Linked DNA regions of Mus musculus: all the other regions are linked to region 3. A link is a loop called in an ENCODE intact Hi-C map of the cell type or tissue named here. Cell type or tissue: heart. All regions are shown on one strand.

Region 1 (8,000 bases), 190 kb before region 3:
ACCAGTGGCTACAACAGCACCAGGTACAGAACGGACCCTTGACCTTCAGTGAGAGCATCCAGAGGGAAGGTTTTTATTATTTATGTGGAGTACTGAGGTTTAGGGTCAGATTTAAACTGTAGAGTTAATCGTTGAGAACCAGAGCCCTGCTCCTATACCTACACTGAAGAAAGTCTTACGTACGTTGGTCTAAGGAAAACTAGCAGGACGTGAAGGTCATCTCAAGAAACAGTTAGTATTACTTTTGCAATCATTTGCAGTCATCTCCACAGAGACATGGCTGAAGAGCTTCAGGTGAACGTCCTCCATGGAAAGAAAACTGAGAAAATGTAACCCAAAACGAGAACCATTTTTAAAATCTAATAGCAAAAGGTAACTTCTCCTCACTTCTGCCAAACACTAGTAGTTATAACTGAGTCAACATGTCTATATTTATGGGGTGAGGGTCACACAAGGGCATAAGTGCCAGGAGGCAGGAGTCCTTGTCATTCACCCTACAGGCTGTCTGCTGCAGCTTGTACCCACACCCCTACTACTCTAGTCATTCTAGTCAAAGACCAGCACCTCAGGGCTGAGCAGATAGAGCTGTGTGATACTGTAAGCTAAGGCACCATATCAGCCTGGTTATTGAGTGTCACCACTGTGCTAGAAGCTCTTTGATCAGTGGTGACATGATGTCCATAAAATTGACAAGGTTTATGGATAATTCTGGCCTCTTCTGCACATATCTCTCCTCCCCATCTCTTTGCCTATCTGCCTGCCTGCCTGCCTGCCTGCCTGCCTGCCTACATGGTATATGCATACATATTTGTGCAAGTATATATGGGTGCACTCTCCTGTGTAGGCACATATAGAAGCCAAAGGCTGACTCTGGGTTTCTTCCTTGATTGCTTTCCATATTCTTTTTGAGACTGAGCCTAGAGTTTGATGTTTTGGCCTGGCTGGCTGGCTGGCCATCGAGTCTTGGGGATCCTCCAGTCTGTACCATCTGCCCCATCTCAGTGCTGGAGTTACATGAGCACATGGCCTTGCTAGGTTTTTACAGGGGTTCTGGGGAATCTGAGCTCAGGCCCTGGTGTGCATACAGCATCACTCTGTCCTCTGAGCTGTCTCTGTAGCTGTCTGTCAGAGCAAAGCAGAGAGGAAGACCAGTGTATGCGAGGAGGGGAAGGGTCTTTCAGGTTGTCCCTGTCATCATCTTGCTGGAGAGAGCAGTCTCTGTGACATATGGTTAAATAGAAACCAAAAGGCTCTTCAAAGCAGCTTATTCATTTATTGAAGAAATGTATATTGCCAGGCATAATGGCACCTGCCTATAATCTCATCTACTCATGAGGCTGAGGCAGGAGGATACTGTGTTCAAGGGCAGGCTGGGCAATGTAGCTATACCTTGTCAAAAAGAAAAGGGAAAAAAATGAAGGAGAAAGGCCTAACACATTGTGCCTACTATGTGCCAGGCATGGCTACATGTTGAGATACAGTGGTACAGTGGTGACTAAGTTAACCATATAGTCTTTGCTAGATGAAATGATCAAACTCCAGCTCAGTCTGATCTTATTGCTGTTGATCCCACTCACTCACAGCTCTATGCTCGTATCCTCCTGTGAGCACACTTCCTAATTTAGGACCTCTTCCCCAGATGACTTACGGCACAAGCGTGTTATAAGTGCTCGAATAAACACCAGCACCGAGCTAAGCTCCGTCAAAGCCTTAGGAGGTTGGTATTATTACCACCTTCTACCTTTTACAGATAAAGACACCAGGCTAAGAGGTGGTTAAGCAACTTGTTCAGTGTTACAGTTAGTGAAAAGAGGAGTTGGGACTTGACCCAGGTTGGACTGGCTCCCGAAACATACATATCCTTAACTAAAACTATGAGCTCAAGAAACTGGGACAAGGCCATCTAATTCCCTACTGCTGCCACACTCCATGTTGGTACCTTGCAGCCACCCAAATGTGATGTAGAATACACAGATAGATAAATGCAAACTGTCCCAGAGGGCCTGGGACTGGATACGCGCAGCAGTATCTGTTGGCTGCTGAATTAATTACATACATTAGTGAGTGGTTTCCAGTTAAGGCATAGACAAGAACTAAAAGAAAGACAGATACAAAATTGGTGTGTGTGTGTGTGTGTGTGTGTAAAAGAAATTTCTGCCAATTAGCACAAAACTGAGCTCAGAATGTCTGAAAATCTGGGCAAAAAGGAAAAAAGGAAGATGTAGTGAGTCAAATGATTTTACTTGTGGTGGCTAAAAGAGCTTGGGCAGTGGCAGAAGGCCTGAGCACACTGTCTCTGGTGTGTGGTTTGCAGTTTCTATTACCTTCACAGCATTTTGCGTTGGTGACTCTGCTGCTGCTGTGTTTGTCCCCTCCTCTGCATTTCACAGCTCTGCTGTGTCACTTGGGATTGTAGTTCAGTGTGCCAGCCAGCTAGAGAAATGTATTTATTGAATTTAGCACCTGCTGTGTGGATCACGCAGATGGAGATTTAAGAGAAAGGTTTATGAAAGACAGGATTCTTGCCTCTTAACATGCTTATACTGCAGCTAAAGGGGTGGGAACAGCCCTTGTAAAGAACTCAAACCAAATTGTTTTCAAACAAATATACACAGAATGCAAGGGATCAATGTATTCCTGGAGAACTGCACAGGCAGGGGCAGCATTGGGAGTCTTTCCGTGGGAGCTAGGTTTTGAGACTGGATTTATACCTGGAGCTCTGCTCTGACAAGACTGAAGGATGTTCCAGAGCCAGCCATGAAGATGAGAACTGAACTAAGGGTCAGGAGAGGCCAAGAGCATCAAGTGAAGAACAGAACCAAGAAATGAGGACGCAATGGAGGCCATGCCTCAATTCCTTGGGGGTTGTAGGGGTGCTTCAACAGGAAGAGACTCTAGAACACAGTTCAGGGTGCCTTGTTCTATGCAAATTGTATCTTGGAAAATATGGTGGAGTCAAAAGTTGTCCCATGTCTGCTGTGTTTAGGCATTGTGCTGAATGCCACCCTCTATACACCTGTCACGTGACGTGGGCATTATTTCTTAGGGCTCTTCAAGGAGGTTGAGTGCCGGGGTCCTGTGTTCGCTAAAGGATAGAACTCCACATGTGAGATAGGTGGCTAGTCATTTGCTCTCAAATGACTGAGTCCATTAAGTGTGTAGCAAGAAAAAGGAGATGAACAAATAAATAGCAGGGAGCGGATAGATGACACCATCGAAACAGGTTCTTACAACACCCTGCACAAAGCACTGGAGAAGTCCCTCGGAGTCCCCCAGTCAGAGATTCTCTCTGTGGATGGGATTCTGCCATTTTGTTGCCAGTGTAGGCATACTTTTACACAACTTAAAAAACAAAAACCAAGCGTTTATTTCATACACTTCTGTGTATATTTGCAAGCCACAGTGAACTTGCAGAGGTCAAAGGACAACTTGCGAGAGCTGGTTCTTACACTCTACCACTTTTGAGTCCTGCAGATTGGTCTCAGGCCATCAGGCTAGGAGGAAAGGGCTGCTCCCCTCTAGGCCAAGAAGGTGCAATGCTGTACTGTTTTCTCCCTGTCTCAGGGGTAGGGGGCCAGCATGTCTCAGGACGGGGAGTCTTGCTGGACACTTGAAACAAACTTGCTAAAATTTAGGACAAGAGGAACCTCCTTACTCCCAGAGTCCTCTCTCCATAAACTCAAACATCACAAGACAATTTACATAAGTAACACTCTGGAAAGGGAAGGGACTATATGGAGAAAGGGAACCGGAAGAGGGGGCATGGATTGGAATGTAAAAAAAAAAATTAAATTAAAATTAAAAATTTCTTTTGACTGTCTGCATTATGGTATTTTATTTCATCAAACACAGATCTCTTTCTCCATTTGACAACAGACAGTGAAAACAAAAATTATCCTTGTTAATAGTTTCTAAGTCACACTGTCCATTAAGCAGCTAATCCTGTTCACTTTCTCAGGAACAGAAAGTTTCTTAACTCAGGCTATGGAGACTGAGAAAATAAAAGTGCAGCTTGTGTACAAATCCTGTCCAAGCACCAGGGAGAAGCAGCTGGTATAGGGCTTTGAGAGTCTCCAGCTCTAGGTACCAGCAGTCTAGATGCAAGGATTCCAGGTAAGAGTCGGGAGGCGAGGCGGGGTCGGGCTCTCCAGGTACGCATGCGCGCACTCTGGGCTCCACGCCCACTCCACCGCCCCTTCTGCGCCGGCGCGCCGCGCAGCCCCGCCTCTCCTTCCTGCGGCGCCTTAGGGACCATGGCCGATCCTCGCGTGAGGCAGATCAAGATCAAGACCGGAGTAGTGAGGCGGTAAGGAACGGCCGGCGGCTCCGCGGCTGACGCTCGCTCTTCCCTTCTCACCGCCGGGGAAGCCGGGCGGAGCGTAGGCCCGATGCGGGCGCGGCTTCCAGGCCTCGGCGGGCGGGATGCGAGGGGCCCGCACACGCCTAGGCTGGCGCTGGCAGGGAGCCGCCCTCGGCGCTGGCCCTGCCGCCCTCCGTGCAGGGCTCGGCGCGACCTCGGCGCTGGCCTGGCCGCCTTCCGTGCGAGGCTCGGAGGCGTCCTCCGCGCTCGTAGGCCGGGAGGAGGAGGAAGAGGAGGGCGACCTGTGCCTGGAGGGCCTCGGCCTGTGCGTGCGGGGCGCCGGCTCCCTGAACTTTGCAGTAGGGAGGCGGAGTCCGCCCTGGCCTGGCCTCAGGTGGACTGGACAGCGCTCAAGTTTAAGGGACGCTGAGATCATGGGCCTCACTCAGAATACACAATGGCGGGGCCCTGGCCTCTGACATGGCTCACTTCCAGAGTTTGGGAACTGGGGCTTGAACGTGAGCACCTCTGCAAACTTCTTCCCCGAAGCTCGCCCCGGAGCTGTGGGCTGCTGCCTCCCAGGAATAGGCCAGGCCAGTCTTGTGACTTGCCTTGACTCCCGACTGTACATATTGCAGTGCTCATTAGAACTAGTTTTGTTCAGACCCAAGCTGATCATACCGAAACATTCCAAGGGAAAAGATACACAGCCTCCTTACGAAGCAGATCGTTCTGCAGGGGAAATAGCTTTTTTTCCTGTTGCTCCATCTCTCCACCGTTTATTGATATTCCATCAGAGGGAGGTCAACCCATAGAGGAGAGAATCACTTTTAGAGATACTGCCCGAGTTTTAGTACTTCGAACGGTACTTTGGAAGCTTTTATTACAAAGGCAGCTAGGGTATGGTAGGGGGGCGGGGCGGGGGTGAAGGTGGGGGGGATAGACAGTCGGTTCTGAATTGTGCCTGACTTCAAATCTGGTTTTATGTATTCTGGAACATATTTCATCGTTGTACTGTGCCTCTTCTTACTGAATTTGGAAGATAGAGTCCAAATTCTCCCTGAATTCAGTTTTTGGAAGAAATACCTGCTACATTTTTGATACAGTGTGATTCAAATAAATAAGATACACCATATAGGTTTTGCTCAGTACATGTTTATGAGTGCAGTTTTCAGAATGTGGCTGAAGTCACACTTCAGGTTAGTAGCAGAGCAAGCAAATGAAACAAGGATCCTGGCTCCAGCTGGGATGCGGTGATAGAGCATTAGACTGTGTGATAACACAGGAGGGGAATATGAGATCTATAGCATACAGTAAGTAATCCGCGCTGTCCCTCAGCCCACACGTTTCTTCTCTTTTGCCAGACTTTCCTTGGCTGTGTCATTTCCTTTAGCATATTGTCTATTTTGCAGAAAAGAACCCGGAGGTATAAGAGACTGCTTTAAAGTAAATATCATGAGAAAACATTTCTAAATGTTTTCCCATTAATATGTTGTTGATTTTATCACCCTCTTGATCTATTCTATAAATTTATTTAGTTCAAGTAGTTATAGCCTAACCATACATATGCTAGAGAAACGTCCTTTAAGTAATTAAGAACTAGCTTGTGAGACATTGACAAATTCTCAGATGCCTACATAAACTGCACAGAAGTAGATAAAGTTTTCTGGGTAGATTAATAGGACATTATCAAAGTTTACTTTTGGTATTCATATTTCAATAAGTTAATAATTTTCATGAAACTCATAATTTACCATAATCTCAAGTTGCTTATTAAATGAATGTGTATCATACGCATCTTCCCTGGCCCTTTGTTGACATGAGGTGTAGCATTTCTTCTTGCATACTGTAAAACAGGGACATACACTTTTAAACTTAAAATTTGTATTTCACTTGTTGATTACCTGCATTTTATCTTGCTGTATAATATCTACATCCATAAACATTACTTCTTTATTTTTTCCTGAAAACTTATTTTACTGTGATTGTCTTCTGTGTTAATAGACTAAGGCGGAATTCTACATTTTATCTCATCCAAAGGGGAGCATAAATGAGGCAGACATTAATTGTTGGGGAAGAATGATCTTGGGCCCAAGAGCTTAAAGGGCGTGCTGCTTTTCCTTCTCCAGATTTAGTTCCAAAGACTTCTTAGTTTCATGATTCAAGAATGTTCTTGGTTTTATGAAAGGGATTCTTTCTGCTCATTGGGTTTGTTGTATTTTATAAAACTTGCATTTATTTATTTACTCTGTATGGGGTGGGGGGTGCCTATGCCAAAGCACAGGTATGGAAGTCAGAGGACAGTCTTCAGGAGTTCACTCTCTCTACCATGTAGGACTCTGGGTCATTTAGTTTTTCCTCACAGTTGAGAGCCACTGGGATTTATACTGCAGGCTTTTGTCCTGGAGGCCATTGGATACGTTAGGCTGTGAAGTTACTCACCTACAGCACTTGTGATTCACAAGTCCCCAGTTGTGGAGTTAGGATGGCGCCTGAACAGAGATTGAGAGTTAAGCGTATGGAAATAGGCAGTTAAATAAATGATGGTTGGTATCAGGGAGATAACGCAGTGAGTACAAGATGGCTGTCTGCTTGTTCAGGTGAAATGGTGAAGGCAGTCTAACGTGAGATGAGGTAACCCAACTTGTATTCTAAATGGAAGTAAAAGAGAGTTTCAGGGGAAGTATTTAGCTGGTGTCATAGTTACTATTTTGTTGCTGTGACTAGATGCCATGACCAAGGCCACTTCAAAAAGGAAGCTTTTCATTGGGGCTTTGTTTATAGTTTCAGAGGGTGAGTCCTTGACTATCATGGTGGGAACAAGGCAGTTGGTAGACAGGCATGGCGCTAGAGCAGCAGCTGAGAGCTTAAATCTTACTTTCAGGATAGAGGCCGAGAACACCAGAGACTGGGCCTGATGGGCTTTGGACACCTCAGAGCTAACCCTCAGTGCCACACCCCCTCCTACAAGGCCCAAACAGCTCCAGCAAGCAGTCAGATATGTGAGACTCTGGGGGTAGTTGCCATTCAAACCACCACAGGTGGAAAATAAGCATGAGCTCCGCAGTGCCCCACCCAGAGAAATGTGCAAAATGTTTAGAAACCCTAAACTTTTTGAGTGCTGACATAACACAGGTTCAGATTTTGGGGCACTTCTGATTTTGGAGTTACAGATGTTCAAACTGGTAAGGTTTATATAAGCATTCCAACATCTGAAAAACTTTGGTTTGAAACGTGTTTGGTCCCAAGTATTAAGGGGTACTTGTACAACAGTGGGCATTGTTGGTAGATTTGGTCTGTGTACTAGTTGCTATGTGTTGCTATGATAGTTACAGTTGCTATGATTAGTTACTTAGTGTTGCTATGATAATCCCCACTACCACAACCAACTTGAGTAGGACAGGGTCTAGTTCATCTTCCGGGTAACAAGCCAAGGCAGGGACTCAGATAAGAACCTGAGGCAGGAACTGAAGCACAGGCTATGGTAGAGTGCTCTCCCATGGCTTGCTCTGTCTGCTGTCATACATAGCCCAGAACCACCTGTCCAGAGGTGTCACTGCCCTGGGCTTGGTGTTCTCGTGGTTAATCATGAAAGGGCCTACGGGTCAGTCTGATGGAGGCAGTTTCTTATTTAAGTTTCCCTCTTCCTGGGTGACTCTAGTTTGTCAAGTTGATAAAAAAACTAGTTAGCATGGTCTGG
Region 2 (8,000 bases), 350 kb after region 3:
GGGGAATGGGAGGTTGAAAACGACTGAAACTCACTATAGAAAATTGTGAAATTATCAAACAACAGCAATTAAGCGTGCCCATAAGGGAATGGCAAGACCCAGACAGCCTCCTCTGTTTAAAAAGGATTTTTTTTTTTTTTTTACCATTCAAGCATTTCTGTGTCTTAAGCAATCTCCATAAATAATTTTCTCAAGCTGTTTTTTTTTTTTTTTAAGTAAAGATTGAACAGCAGATTTTGAGCTTTTTTCTGGCATGAATCTGGAGTATTAATATTCTGTCTTAACAATGAAATCCAGGCCCCTACTCTCTGCCAAATTCCAGGGCAGCAGACAGCAATGAAGGATTTTCTTAAATGAAAATTAGATGCTATTTATATATTAACAGAACAATAAAAGAGGAATTGCCCTTACCAAGGTGAACTAAAACCGCCAAGCTAAACTACTCCTTAGGTAGAAAACCAGTTTATTGGGGGGACAAACTGCGGGGCTGCCTCAGAGATCAGAGACCAGCTTGTTGGGAAAACAAGGGGGTTTTAAATGACAACAGGTGGGAGTATTCGAGCAGACTGTTCTAGTTAATCAGGAACTAAATGGACTTTGCCTGAGGAAGTCAACCATTACGGCCAGAGAGGGGAAATAATACTTTTCTGGCAAAGCAAAACTTACCTTACAGGGGTTTCTGAAGAATGTTGAATCTAGGTTTCTGTTTACATGGGCCTGTAGCTCTAGCCTTCTCCTCTTCAACTGTATTTTGAAAGAGAGTCTGGCTAAATTGTTCAGGGTGACCTAGAACTTAGATTCCTTCTGCCTCTGCCTCAGTTACAGTGTGCCACCAATCTGAAGTGTCAAACGGATGTTTCTGAAGAATGTTGAATCTAGGTTTCTGTTTACATGGTAAAATAATAATAATAATCCTGGCCTGGGCTGGGCCATCAATCATCTCGAGCGTCGTCAGTGCCAAGGACCTAATAGATATGACCTGGAGAATATTTCTCCTGCTGGAAAGAACATCAAAGATAGCAGAGTTTGAGTTATTAGTTATTTTGATACATATTTTATCATTTGAAAATTAATTTAAAAGTACCAAGGAGAGATGTCTGACTATAGAAACTGTTAAGCATCAAAGCCAGGAAAGACAGACTCTTTTTCTCAGGTCTTAAAAAGAAACCCCAAACACATCTCGTTAGAGTAACAAATCCGTAATGCCTGGAGATCGATTCCCACCTCTTCAGGTCTCCAATGCTATCCCTTTCCTATGTCTCTGGCTGATCTCAGTTCACTGCAAGGATGGACTCTCTTCCTCCTACGCCACCGTTGCTCTTCCTGGACTACATCTCTCTCAGCTGTAATCCTGAGGGCAGCCTTTACGAAACTCTGAACTTCTACTCCGTCCCCAGTGTTTGCTTGTTAGGCGGATGTCATGGTGTAGGTTTACAAGCCCAGCTAATAGGCATGCTAAAGCAGGCAGATTACTGATCAGGTAATATGGGGCAAGACTCCATTTGGGAACATCATGAAAAAGATAGGTGTGTGCACACCTGTAAGCCCACTGTTCTTGACATGGAGACAAAAGGATCAATCACAGGTTCCAGGCCAGCCTGGGTCTATAATACCAGTTCTAAAAGAGGAAGGTAGGGGTTTGCCAGTGACATGGGCTTACCAGGACAAGAGGTGGCACCACCAACCCTGATGATTTGAGATCAATTTCTGGAACCCACATAGTAGAAGGAGGGAACCAACTTTGAAAAGTTGTCCTCTGACCTCAACACCCCCCATATCCCCCCACACCTCCCACACCCCCACTCACACCCCCACACACACACCCACACACCCACACACACACAAATAAATAAATAATCTTAAAATCTAAAATAGGAAGAGAGAGAACATTATTCTATAAACTAACAAAAATATCAAATACCTCATTACAAGGTTAGTTTGAAGCCAAATGACTGAACCCCGTGCCTGCCACCGTGGGCCTGTAGCCCTAGCCTTCTCCTCTTCAACTGTATTTTGAAAGAGAGTCTGGCTAAATTGTTCAGGGTGACCTAGAACTTGGATTCCTTCTGCCTCTGCCTCAGTTACAGTGTGCCACCAATCTGAAGTGTCAAATGGATGTGTTAGGCATTCAGACAGTAATAACACCCAGGGCTAGGGGTTCAGCAGAGAAGCCGTGGGTTCCATCATCACCTCTGAAACTAAGAAAGTAAATGAGACCTCTTACTAAAAGATATACCACACACAATGATTTGATTAGTGTAGGACACACAAATTAAGGAATGGCTGTAAGTGACTTCACTTGTTTTTTTTGTTTTTTTTTTCCCATTCTTTATTAGGTATTTAGCTCATTTACATTTCCAATGCTATACCAAAAGTCCCCCATACCCACCCTCCCCCACTCCCCTACCCACCCACTCCCCCTTTTTGGCCCTGGCGTTCCCCTGTACTGGGGCATATAAAGTTTGCATGTCCAATGGGCCTCTCTTTCCAGTGATGGCCGACTAGGCCATCTTTTGATACATATGCAGCTAGAGTCAAGTGACTTCACTTGTATTAGATACTTTTCTTCTAATCAGGGTGCTTTTGTTGAAGCAGTGGGAGGCAAGCCTACTCTATGAGATGGAACCCACACTGTTAAAGAGGCTAAGAACCTGAAACTACTGAGGCAAAACCTACTACTATGATTCTGCTCAACTAACACAGCGATAAACAGCTCCCAATGACATATTTTTATACCTGTATGTGAAATCAGTACTTCACAAGACCTTCATCGGAGAAGCTGCTTCTTGCTGTAGATGCTAATTAACACAGACCCACAGCTGGACAGCTTGTAGAGTCAGAGACTTTGGAGCACTCTATCCTAAATGGGATGTCCTCGTCACACCTTCCCCGAGGCTCTGGGACTCTGTGGGAGAGGAGGTGGGAACAGTGTCAGAGCAAAAGGTGTGGGTGACTCCAAGGAGACCGTGCCTTCCAGACATACCAAGGTGACACAGGTGACACACAGAGACTGTGACAACATGTATAAGACCTGCAAAGGGGCAAGCCAGACCAAAGCCCAGTGGAGGAAGAAGTGAGCAAGGTCCCACAAAGAGCCGATTGCAATTTACACCTGCAGGGAGAGGGAGAGAATAGTGAGATATTGTCTACCAACCCACACCAGGATGGGCCTCATGCTCACGGTAGTTGGCCAATACAAAACTGTCTCCATGTGTGATGACTATTCTTGGTTATCAACCTCACTGCATCTGAAACTAGCTAAAACCCCAAAATGAAAGGCACACCTGTGAGGGATTTTTACCTAATTTGAAGTGGGGAGATCCACTTCTAATCAGGAATCTTTGAGGTAAAAAGACACACCTTTAATCTTTTGAGCCAGAAAAACCCCACCCCTAATCTGGGCCACGCCTTCTGCTGGAAGCCTATATAAGGACACGGGAGAAGACAGCTTTTTGCTTTTTGCCACTGTACTCTGGCCTAACTGGCAAGTCCATCGCCAGCGGCGGCGGTTACTCCTGCAGGATTCCAGCTTCTATTGAAGACCAGCTGAGACACAACTACTAGATTCTTGGATTTTCCATTCATAGACAGCTACTGTTGGGTTAGCTGGACCACAGCCTGTAAGTCATTCTAAAACTTCCCCCTTTCTCTATATAAAGAGAGGAATTCGGTTTGTAAGTTCTGTTACTCTAGAGAATCCTTACACACTTTTTAAAATGTGTTTTCGTTCATTTGTTTGTTTGTTTTACTGGTTTGCTGGGTTACAAAAGAATATGATCAAAATATATTGTATGAAAACATTTAGGTCAATCTTGAAAGAGGGGAATCTAATAATCTCGCCATTGCAAAAGTATTCCTTTCGTGATACCCAACAAGATTTTTCTTTTCTCTGAAATTCTTGGCATAGAAGAAAGTCAACAAATAGGTCTATCAGGTGTGTGTGTGTTTAAGTGAGGAGGGTTATAATATTTCCACTGCAAAACACGTGCTCTGCATGAGCAAGGTGCTCCTCCCCAGCGCCACTTGAACCAAAGCAGTTAACATGGATTGTATTACCTACAAAAGAATTTCTTGGTTTTTTGGTTTTTTGTTTTTTTTTGTTTTTTTTACATTTATATCTTTTTGCTTATTGTCTTCTAGCAAGGCTTCGTGCCCATTGTTCATGTGACTTACTTTGACTAATAGAATGTGAGCAGAGCAGTATGTGGGCTGAAGAGATGATTGGGGTGGGGGGGCGGGGAGTCGGTTACCGCCGATCCATCGCCCTCTTCTGGATTCCACTGACACTGCACCCATGCATGCACAGACACCCACCACCACCACCACCACGCAAAAACACTAAATTAAAAAGCAACAAATTAGTGACTTTTGTTTTGTTTTTATGAATGAAGGGCAGAACGTGCCAGCTGTGCGTTAAGAGCTAACTGGTGCGTTCTTGAATTTGGCAAGTCACTTCCTTGCGACTATTTATAGATTAAAAATCTGTATGGTGGGAATATTTGAACGGCTGGAACAGCAAAACGCTACACAACAGGATTGCCCGTCAGCCTGCAAAGCCCCAAGGCTCTCGCCCGCACCTCAGCGGGCTGGTCTTGAAAAAGGTTTCTCTTTCCACCTGGAGCGTGGAATGCAGAAACCCGCCTTAGAACGCAGCCGCTAGCGGCTGATGTAACTGTAAATCACGCAGACGCTGTTAACTGAATATAATGAAGACAAAGGTAGTTCCCTGTGCTGGTGGTTTGGGTGGACACCTTTTCCTCCTAAGACCTTGATTGCAAGGACTTCTGACTAGTGCCATATCAGAGGCCTTAATCTGTAAGAATGCGAGCGAGCAGTGCGCCCAGCTGAGGATCTGGACCCGCTGAATCCAAGGGCTTGGAAGGTTAACGCGCAAACGTGCAGAGCCACGGTTAAAACGCTTTCAGCATCCCTGCGCTATTATTGCACCGTTTAAAAACCTCCGACAGATTTCAATTCGTTAAACTAGTTCTCCATCCGTTACTCTAAACTCCTCCCGGACCGGATGGTTTAGCAGCGGCGCCCCGGCGTCCAGACCACGCGTCACCGCCCCCCATGGACGCCCCGAGACGCGCAAATTGAGCGCTGTGTCTTTAAGGGGGAATCGGCCTTTTCCGTCCAGGACAAAATGTCTGCGAGGAGCCCGGAGGCGAGGGGCGACCATCGCGGCGTCCGGGTGAGCGTGGCTGGCTGGGGCTCGGTGGCGTGGCTTGGCTTGGCGGGAGCGACCGCAGGGACACCAGGGGCTGCAGTGATCTCAGGGGCCCGCGGGGACGTCCGGGATCGGAGAAACCGCGGGGTGGAGGGGTGCGGGGGACGCCACGCAGGACCTCGGGGACTTCGGGAGCCCCTAGGCCGTGGGATCCAGGGTCGCAGCCGCGGGGTCTGCAGGGGATGCCTACCACCCCAGGCTTGGCGGAGGGGCCCAGCCTGCGGGCTTCCGGAACCTTCTGGAGCGTCTCCGCTCTCTTTGGTTAACCAGCTCCGGGGGGTGGGGGGTGGGGAAGAGGGGGAACTGTCCCCGTAAAGTTGCCTCGGTGGAGAGTGACTTTGAGCCTCATGCGCTAATTGCGACTTGGTTAATGTTTCCCACCTGTGTGTGTGTGTGGAGGGGGGGGGGGGGGCTGTAAGAAAACCGGTGTAAACCAGAGTAAACCAGAATCTCCTCCTCCACTGGACACAAAAGAGTTTCCTGATCCGGGCCTGGCTCACTGGAGCCTTTGGTTGTGCAAGCCTTCTGTGGCCGGCTTAAAGCTTTACTAAAAAGAATAGGATTTTCCTTCATTGGAAAAAAAGTACCTGCCATTGCTGAGCTCCAAAGGTGTTTAGAACAGCTGTTGAATAGTTTCGTGAGTTGAGATAATTAGTGGTGTTCTGAATTTTTTATTTTATTTTTTTTTTTAAGACGGGGTCTGTTTCCTTGGGTGACCTGAAACTTGCCTGTGTAGACCAGGCTGACCTGGATCTTACAGAGACTACCTGCCTCTGCCTCCCAAGGGCTTGGATTAAATTCATGGGATTAAATTCCTGGTGATTCCAGTACTGTTTATTAGTGCACACTTTGGCCTCAAATAGTTCAAGGCAAGTGACAATAAGAAGCATAGGAAATGTTGTTTTTTAAAGTGCTAATCCATACCACATAATTCAAAAGCCACATGTGTGTGTATATGTATGTGTACATATACATATATATTAATGCAGAGCTGAAAGAAAGGTGCACTTTCGGGCATAGTGCATTATTTTACAAGGCTTTAATAGTGCTTTGGTGGCTTTTAGCTAATGGTAGAAATAGCTGAGAGTTCAGCTTACAGCATTCACGTGGCTTTTTTTGCTTCACTAAATAGCTATGAATCCAGTACTTTATTTTTTTTTAACAGCCCATGTAAAATCTTTTTCTGAATATTTTCCCACTTAGCTCTTTGCTTCACAATACGTTGCAATCATTTTCACTGACTTAAAAGTTTGTTATGGGAATGCTCCCACCACCGTGTGCTCATGACCATGAGGATGCCTGAGGGTCCGATTCCACAGAGCCTGGCTTACAGGCAGTTATTGGAGCAGCTGGACTGGGAGGCTCGGGGTGGAGCTCTGCCCTCCGGAAGAGCGGTCAGCGCTCAGAACCACGGTCATCTCTCAGGCCCCTTCCCCAGCTTTTAATTTCATGTTATGCCTTCAGGCTAATAATTACAGACGAATAGTCCTGGTTGTCTGGGTCTGTTTATGAATGAGCCCAATGGCAGGAAACTGATAGGTGAGCAGAGCTGGGCAGATCACAGGTGAGTGGATTACAGCTCCTTGGCACTGCGGCTGTGGAGGGTAATTAATTACTCAATTATGTGTGCTTTGATTTAACCTCTGTTGGATGAAGTAATCGCAGGCCGTTAGTGTTTCACATAATCTGTGAATTTCAGTTTTTCCCGTTAGATCCAGGCTCAATCAACACACCCCTGTTTATTGCTCTGCCTGGCAAATCCGGCTGAAGCGATCGGATCGGTCAAACGGGACTGCACCTCAGTTGTTTCCTTTTGAAAACATTTCCTGGTTCTTTGGCCTCTGGCCTACCCAGTTCTTATGGGTGCAAGCATAAGCTTATGGGTGGTTTGTAAGTGACCTGTATGCGTGAAACGAAGCAAGGGAGGTCTCAAAGGTGCGTGTCAAAGCACGGGGCTTTAGAGCTAATGGAAAATGGAGCCGTGGTGCCCTTAGGGATGGTTGAGACGGCTTATGGTGGCTCTGAGGGAGAGCACAACCAGAAGGCCCAAACTGAGGGGAGCCCTGAGAGGGGAAGAGAGAAGCAAGAGGAGCAAAGAGCCAGGAGGGCCAGAGACTGAGTTCTAGAGATCAGACGCCGAGGCTGGGGGGAAGGGAAGCCCAGCCCCTGGGCTGGAGGGTTTTGGTGAGGAGCCAGGACTCTAGCAGTGTTAGAAAGCTGTTGGAGACTAGCCTCCGTGGTCTGCTTTGATATGTTAAATAGGCACCTCAGCCATCTGTCCTGAGTTTGAGACAGAAAAGTTTTCTTCCTTTTTTTTTTTTTTTTCTCAATTTATTAGGGCAGGAGCTTAGTGGTAGAGCACTTGCCTAGCCTGTGTGAGGTAGTTGGTGTAGTCTCCCAACAGCACAATAAATAAATAAATAAATAAATAAATGCACACTTGCTTGTTTTATGATAACTTTATAGTTATACATGTATACATATCTAGCCATCCGTGTTAGTGTATAAGACCATAGTTGCAGGTTTAAGGGTTTTGCATTTGTGTATGTGTGAGTGCCCATGTGTGTCCGGGTTAGGACAATCCTTACACCATGGGAGTCCCAGTGTTCAGACCTGCTGACAGCTGCTTTTACCTGCCGAGCCATCTCGATGGCTCTATACATCCAGGTTTTAATGGCTTCCTTCAGCCTGTGTTTGGTATTTGGGGAAGTCGTACTGAGGTATCTGGGTTTAACTTGATAGGTTACTAGTAAGTTTCTTCAAGATGGGT
Region 3 (8,000 bases):
TAATCAATCCTAGCTCCTACTAGTTTGTGTTCAGTCTGCTCAACTCCACTCTTGAATTCTTGCGGTGATTTCTTTCCATTTATTTTTCTGCTCCAGAATTTCCTTTGATTTCTTCTTAACATTTTCAGCTGTGTTCCTAAGTGCCACAGTAAGCACCTGTCTGCCCCACAGGAGCATTCTAGTGTTCTCTCATTCTATCATGTGTCACTGGTGTATGTGTTTCTGATGTGTACATGTGTGCACATGTATGTATAAATACAACCTCAGGTATTGTTCTTCAGGCTCCATCTACCTTGACTTTTGTTGTTGTTGTTGTTGTTGTCTTGTTTGTTTGCTTGCTTGTTTTTACCAGGGTCTCTTACATACTTGGAACTTGCAACATAGGCAGAATCAAGGAGTCCCTGGCATTGGTCTGCCTTTGGCTCCCCAGGTACGGGGATCCCAATACATGCCACTGCACTTGCCCCCCCCCAACATAAGTTCTGGGAATCACACCAAAGTCTCAAGGCTTGCAGAGCAAACCCTTTCCTGGCAGAGCTGTCTACTCAGCCAGATTTGTTCCTGTAATAGTCTGCACCTTCCTGTTTCTTTACATGCTTCTGAGTTTTAGTTTTGGTTGAAACTGGACATCTGAATTTTATGTTAGCTCATTTGGAAATCACTGCTGAAGTTTGTCTCTATTCCTGGGACGAACCTGAGGGAAAAGCTTAAGGCTTTCTTGGGTCTTTTCTGAGTCTGTACTTTCCTTGGGGATATGTGGTAAACTTTCCCTAAATTCCCTCATGTGTATGGTTGCCTTGATATATCCGAGTCCCTAAATATCTGCCTCTTCAGTGGGAAGAACGGGAAATAGAGAAAGATACTGCTGCTGCTTCCAATGGAAGCCTCAGTGGCTGGCCTCTGCTGGGGCCACTTTTCTCCTGGAAGACAAGAGCTTTAAACAGACTGTGGAATTCCTAATAGCGCCTTCCGAATGTCTCCGCTGTCATAATTGTTCCCTAGGTAGAGGGGTGAGTTCCTGGTGAGTCCTACTCCTCTGACTTCCCAGACATCACGGAGCAAATCTTTTATAGAGTTCCTTCCCCATGAAGGAGGGAGCATTCATCCTCTTCAATGTTCTCGAGGGCAGGCAGAATGTCCTGAGATTTGACTCATGTGGAAGTGGACAGGCCCTTGGAGAAACTGCAACATCAGGATACTTCAGCTGTGTAGACAACCATGCTGCCTCGTTTGAAGGTATTCCTAGAACTGAAACGCTGATGTTTGGGACTTCCTTTTACTGAATGCAAGACTTCTTTTCCCCCCGGGGGCTATGCTCACTTTCTTCTGTCCTTTTCATTGCACTGGGTTGTTGGGTATACAACCTTCCCTTGATGCACATAGTATATGATTGCCAATCCTAATTGTCATCTTGACTGGATTTACAACGACATAAGAGAGACAGGTATTCTTCTAGGCACATCTTTGAGAATGTTTCTAGAGAGAAATAACTGCGGAGCGAAATCTGCCTTCCCTCTGGGTATATCACCATCCGTGGGCCGGGACCTGTGCTGGATGATGGGGAACAGGAGAGAGGCAGCAGCTGGGTGCTGCTTCCTGGCCTGCTTTGCTGAAGCTGCTGTGCTCTACTGTGCCCTCCCTCCCCACCGTGATGGACTGACACCTTTGAAACCATGAGCTCAACAGGCTTTCCCTCCCCTTAGGTTGTTTCTTTGGGTCACAGAGATGCAGAAAGCAACAGAGTTTGGGAGTGTTCTCTTGCACAGTGCACTCAGAATGAATATGAATGGTCACATCAGCTCCCAGAGTCCTGGCAACTTGAACGCACACACATCAAGTATCTCCTGAGTAGAACACGTAGCCCAGTCTCATTTTTGCCTGAGCCTTTTCTGCTTTGTCCCTAGAAGGCAGTACTTTTTGTGATTCTTTATTGCATCTTACTTGGTATGTCCATATCCTATATATTGATTCACTGGATGGGACATCCCTGCAGGTAGCCTCCTTTGAGCCTAATAAATACATATACAAGCACACGTGAGAACTTTTACAAATACATTTGTAATTTACAATGTTAGAACAGTAATTCTCAGGTCTTGCTACTCCAATGAACGCACTCCAAACTTTGATTTCTTTTTTTTTTTAATTAGGTATTTATTTCATTTACATTTCCAATGCTATCCCAAAAGTCCCCCACATGCTCCCCCATCCACTCCCCCACCCACCCACTCCCACTTCTTGGCCCTGGCCTTCCCCTGTACTGAGACAGATAAAGTTTGCACGACCAATGGGCCTCTCTTTCCACTGATGGCCGACTAGGCCATCTTCTGCTACATATGCAGCTAGAGACAGGAGCTCTGGGGGGTACTGGGTAGTTCATATTGTTGATCAACCTATAGGGTTGCAGATCCCTTTAGCTCCTTGGTTACTTTCTCTAGCTCCTCCATTGGGGGCCCTGTGCTCCATCCAATAGCTGACCCTGAGCATCCACTTCTGTGTTTGCTAGGCCCTGGCATAGTCACACAAGAGACAGCTCTATCTGGGTCCTTTCAGCAAAATCTTGCTAGTGTATGAAATGGTGTCAGCGTTTGGAGGCTGATTTTGGGATGGATCCCTGGATATGGCAGTCTCTAGATGGTCCATCCTTTCGTCTCAGCTCCAAACTGTGTCTCTGTAACTCCTTCCATGGGTATTTTGTTCCCAATTCTAAGAAGGGGCAAAGTGTCCACACTTTGGTCTTCATTGTTCTTGAGTTTCATGTGTTTTGCAAATTGTAACTTATATCTTGGGTATTCTAAGTTTCTAGGCTAAGATCCACTTATCAGTGAGTACATATCATTTGAGTTCTTTTGTGATTGAGTTACTTCACTCAGGATAATGCCCTCCAGATCCATCCATTTGCCTAGGAATTTCATAAATTCATTCTTTTTAATAGCTGAGTAGTACTCCATTGTGTAAATGTACCACATTTTTTGTATCCATTCCTCTGTTGAGGGGCATCTGGGTTCTTTCCAGCTTCTGGCTATTATAAATAAGGCTGCTATGAACATAGTGGAGCATGTATCTTTCTTACTAGTTGGAACATCTTCTGGATATATGGCCAGGAGAGGTACTGTGGGATCCTCCGATAGTACCATGTCCAATTTTCTGAGGAACTGCCAGACTGATTTCCAGAGTGGTTGTACAAGCTTGCAATCCCACCAACAATGGAGGAGTGTTCCTCTTTCTCCACATCCTCACCAGCATCTGCTGTCACCTGATCTTAGCCATTCTGACTGTTGAGAGGTGGAATCTCAGGGTTGTTTTGATTTGCATTTCCCTGATGATTAAGGATGTTGAACATTTTTTTCAGGTGCTTCTCAGCCATTCGGTATTCCTCAGATGAGAATTCTTTGTTTAGCTTTGAGCCCCATTTTTAATGGGGTTATTTGATTTTCTGGAGTCTACCTTCTTGGGTTTTTTATATATATATTGGATATTAGTCCCCTCAAACTTTGATTTCTATGTGCCAACTAGAGATTGCTTTTCCTAGTCTACATTTTCAAAAGTGTCCAGGTAATTTTTGATACGAAGCCAGGTTGTATAACCAGTCGTGTAACTATTAAGAAAATTTAGAGGCTGACATAGAATGTTTGGAGCTAGAAATGTCGCTCCATGTTTCAGCAGCACAGCCAGGGAACGGATTCCTTCGCTTTATACTTCCTGCTTTGGAAGACAGTCCAGGCAATGTGTAAGAACCGGTTTTGAAGTTTACCGAGCAAGTCTTAATTCCATCATGGCCACCTGCTGGCTTTTATCTTTAGACACATTACTTAATCTTTAAGCGGGTCAGTTTCTTGGTCTGTAAAAAGGGAGGCGTTAGGGTTTGGTACAGTCCTTATTCTGTGGCACACAATGTTGGCTGCTTGGTGTACAAGAACGCCACTAGATTCGTCCAGGAGCAGAAGTCTACTGCAGGCACACCCTCTCCATCTGGCTGTTGGGAAACCAGGAGACTTGCTAGTGTGTTTAAGGGGCGCCGTAGCTACACAGGATTTAGACAAGCGCTGGTCCTGCGGCGACATGGCCGCAGCGCACGCCCACTAGGGGGCGCCCGAGCGACCTGAGCTCTTGCGCCAACCGCGCGGCGCCCACGCGCGTGCTCACTGGGGACGCGGAACCTCCGCCTCCGCCGTCGCGGCCTTCAGTGCGGGCGCCCCAACGAGACTTCTGTTTTCCCGCTGCCTCGCCCCAGGCTCACTCGGCCGCAGCCCCAGCACCTGCGCCGCGGCGGCCCTCGCTCCGTGGGCCGCGGACGCCCCGGCCCGATGCTGCGCTGGCTGATCGGAGGAGGCCGCGAGCCGCAGGGCCTAGCCGAGGTAATGCGCGGGGGCCCGGGGGCGGGGCCGGGGCGGGGCCTGCGGCGAGCGCCGGAAGCGGCTGCTCAGGGCCACCTGGCCTCTGCTAAGAAACTGGGACTTAACTACAAACCAGCAGGAGTGACTGCCACTCTTGATTTATTTGAACCGATAAGTCTTCTCAGCCGGGACTCGAATTTGCTTAAGGAACGTAAATTTAACTAGTTGCTTTCCGAGAAGCTAAGTGAGAAAATGATTTCTGTTTATTTAGTACATGTATGGTCTCATCGTCACATTGAAAAAATAATTTTGTCACCTTAAAAATGTTGACATCTGAAATTTACTTCATGTGCCACACAACAATTTGTGTTACACTTCCTTCCTTATAGGAAGCATTTTACAGTTTGGATTATTGCAAACTTGGCAGTTTTAACTTCCTCATAGCTTTGACATTGACACGTGATTTTTTTAAATCACTTATTTTATATAATTTGAAGTCCTTAGGGTTATGGAAGAATTGTGGATTATTGAATGGACACATAACATATATTTGACTATTTGCTTATTTAGTGAATACACTATTTTATTCAGTTCTGTCATACCTGGTAAAACTCTCACATAATTGAGTGACAGCTAGAAAAGAGACCAGATAAATGCAAAACCATCACCATGGGATAGCATGCTGGATCTTACGTTTTCTTTTCCACACAAAAGTACTTCAATTGTGTAACTGCCTTGAATATGTACACTATAAGAGCTGGTGATTTTTCCTAATGAATGAGAGAACATTACTTATGAATTACAGTCAGCCTTCCAGTCTAAGTGATTCTCAGTCCTGGGGTAATCTTGTCCCCAGAGGATAGTACAGTGTCTACTGTTGGCCATGGGTAGGTGTGATGGGGGCACTGTGTATAGAAGAAGGATGCTGCTGTCTATCCTAACACCCAGGAGAGGTCTCAGGAACAGAAACTTAACGTAGTCCAAACTCGCTTGTCAGACTTAAGAAACCTTGGTTAAGAACAAAGCTTCTTATGGTGAAATTGTACTGAATTTGCCTCCAGAAAGGGGGCCAATTGAGACTTCCCCTGTAGAGTTAAGTTACGAGGTGTGTGTCGTTAGCACAGGCTGCTGTGCTGCCTTCTGGAGGACTCTGCATGCAGGACCTGTCCCCCAGTCTTGTCGCCCAGAGGACACATGAGTCTGCTTTCACTACTACATTTAATCATTAAAGCAGACATCTGAGTGCTTGCAGTGGGCTGCGTTTGTCTGTATTTGATTCATTTAGTCTGCAGCTTTGTTTCTAACAAAGCGTGTGTGTGTGTGTGTTTATGTGTGTTTATGCGTGTGTTTCTGTGTGGGAGTGCACATGTTGAATGTTTGAGTGTATGCATCTGTGTTTGCATATGTCTGTCTGAAAGCATTGTGTTTGCATGTGTGTAAGTATGCGTGTATGTGTGAGAGAGTATGTGAATGTGTGTGAGAGAGAATGTACATGATAGCTTGTAGGGGTCAGTTCCTTTCCTTCCATCATGAGGGTCCCCGGGACGGAGCTCAGGTCATCAGACTTAGTGACAAGTGCCTTTACCTGCTGAGCTAGCTCCTTGGTCCTAACAAACTTTGATTGAGAAACAACAGTTGAGTTGATTGGCCCAGTAGTTTTAAAGTCGGGTTTATTGAGACTCAACAAAATAAAGTTTACTCTTTACAAGTTTATTGTGGTTTGAAAACACCAAAGGTTTTGATAAGAGAAATACTTCCATGTAGAACTGGTATGTATTAGCATTAGAACATAATATCTTGTGGCTTCTAAAAGCTTTTGTTCTTGCATGGATACTGTGCAGTTAAAATCATTTTATGCTTATGTTTTGTGTTTTGTGGGTTTTTTTTTTTTTCATTACAAGAAAGCTGCTTTGCAGACAATAGGAGAGGACCAAGGTCAGAACCCCTATACTGAACTGCTGGTACTGGAGGCTCATCGCGACATTGTCCGCTTCCTGGTGAGGCTCGATGACTTCAGGTAAGAGGCTTACTCTGCCCAGTGGTCAATGCTGACAAAGACGATTTAGAGCATTTTATGTTTAAAACAACTTCAAACTTAAATTATCTTTTGTAAAAACTTTCAGAATCCTGAAATATAACCAACTGAAAATTGTAGCATTTAATATTCAGTTGGAATGGACTTTGAACCCTGATGGTAACATGTTTAAATCCTTTGAAATCCATGTCACCTTGTCAGAGTCTGGTTGTCTTGACAATTACATTTGTTTGCTTTTTTTTTTCTTTGATGTTTTGGAAAAAATTGTCATGAGGTTTTAGAAATATTCTTACTACCTTAGAAGAAGCAAATGACTTTAAGATTGAGTTGTAGCTGTCAAATCTGAGAATCAAATATGTATGGAGTTTAATTTAATATTAGATACCCGCTAGAATATGCTGTTTTGAGTAGAAAGTAAAGTAAGGCTTTAATCTGAATTTCTGTCGTTGATATACCTCTTTAAAGCTTACATATTATTCTCCGGTACCTGGCTAGCATGTGTGCGAGCAGGGACAAAGGTGGTGAGGTCTGAGGGCACTTAGCTTATCCCTAGGCAGATTAGCTGCTGTCACAGCACTGATGGTGTGACTTCCTAATCTGACCTCAAAGGCCCTGAGTGGGGGCTTTGTTCTTACTATTTTATTAGCATTACTCCCAGTACTTAGCACAGTGACTTAACACGGGGCCTGTGTCGGCAGGTGGTTGTCACATGGTGCACAGGAGCTGTAGCCCCCCCCTGAGGTGGCTCTGCAGTCCCTGCCAGTTCCTCGCTTGACTGTGCTGCATTTTTTTTTTCCCCCCCGAGCTCATGAGTGACTACAGCTGTGATGACCTTTAAGTTTCCTGCTCTTGATGTCTGTTGGCTGGGGCGTTCTTGTTTATTATGTATAGTTTATTTCTGACCCACGTGCAGCTAGGACATATTTCCAAGATAAACAGAGTTCTTCACAGCATCCCCCTCACTTCAAACACTGCTGTTACTAAGGAAATGTCAGGGGTTCAGAGGTACCCTTTTTCTAGGAACTTAGGATCAAGACCAATAAAATACTTACCCACCATGTCTCCACTTGTTACTAGCCAGATTACACTGTTTTCTCATTGTGCTGGAAGACAACCGAGTCACAGCATGTATGTGTAACCCTTATAAGCTTCAGGCCTTTGGTTAACATTTGTTCTCACTAAATCCTTAAAAGTTTAATATTTATCTTTTTAAATGACCGTTTCAGTGGGACGTAGCATTTCTGCAAAGGTAGGTATTCTAGGTAACATAAGGTTTCATGTGTCATATTTAATCCTAGTATGTTGCTGGGTGAGGTGAGATTGGGGGCAGGGTGGTGGTCTGGGTAAGGGAAGATTGGGGACAGCATGGTGGTCTGGGTGAGGGGAGATTGGGGGCAGGGTGGCAGCCTGGGTGAGGTGAGGTGGCCCCTTCCCCCCTCCACCCCCACAGTGCTCTCACCATGATGTGCAGTTGTGATACCATGGGACAAATCCCAGAGCTTGACACTTGGATGTCTCTGCTTGTGTCATGTTTGCTGCTGTTCCACTGATCAAATGGAGTAAGAGGTGACAGAGACCCACCGGGCCCCCCTCCATGTGTGCACAACTATAAGTGGTCCTACTATAAGTGG

What was found. Peaks named below come from ENCODE experiments on the same cell type or tissue, not always from the same donor. Only the 100,000 strongest peaks of a DNase experiment are listed, where the experiment ranks them.
Region 1: it touches region 3 in a loop (13-fold over the local background); 2 of 42 quality-filtered maps call a loop at or near these places.
Region 2: it touches region 3 in a loop (2.9-fold over the local background); 3 of 42 quality-filtered maps call a loop at or near these places.

What each region holds. Positions count from the first base shown.
Region 1 is chr13:94,784,697-94,792,696 of GRCm38, forward strand. It overlaps Tbca (tubulin cofactor A), which reads left to right and starts at 4,224. Exons shown (of 4, transcript NM_009321.3): 1 at 4,224-4,306. The coding sequence starts at 4,254. In heart, no CTCF peak of the experiment used is centred here; DNase peaks (open chromatin) are centred at 4,215 and 4,815; H3K4me3 peaks cover 1,881 bases; H3K27ac peaks cover 1,308 bases; H3K27me3 peaks cover 443 bases.
Region 2 is chr13:95,320,151-95,328,150 of GRCm38, forward strand. Zbed3 (zinc finger, BED type containing 3) reads left to right here and starts at 4,675. Exons shown (of 2, transcript NM_028106.3): 1 at 4,675-5,194. In heart, a CTCF peak has its summit at 4,303 (motif pointing left); DNase peaks (open chromatin) are centred at 4,281 and 5,191; H3K4me3 peaks cover 3,405 bases; H3K27ac peaks cover 3,293 bases.
Region 3 is chr13:94,972,235-94,980,234 of GRCm38, forward strand. Wdr41 (WD repeat domain 41) reads left to right here and starts at 4,110. Exons shown (of 14, transcript NM_172590.3): 1 at 4,110-4,355; 2 at 6,236-6,351. The coding sequence starts at 4,305. Gm41024 (a long non-coding RNA gene) reads left to right here and starts at 6,363. Exons shown (of 2, transcript XR_873814.1): 1 at 6,363-8,000. In heart, no CTCF peak of the experiment used is centred here; a DNase peak (open chromatin) is centred at 4,097; H3K4me3 peaks cover 1,363 bases; H3K27ac peaks cover 1,095 bases.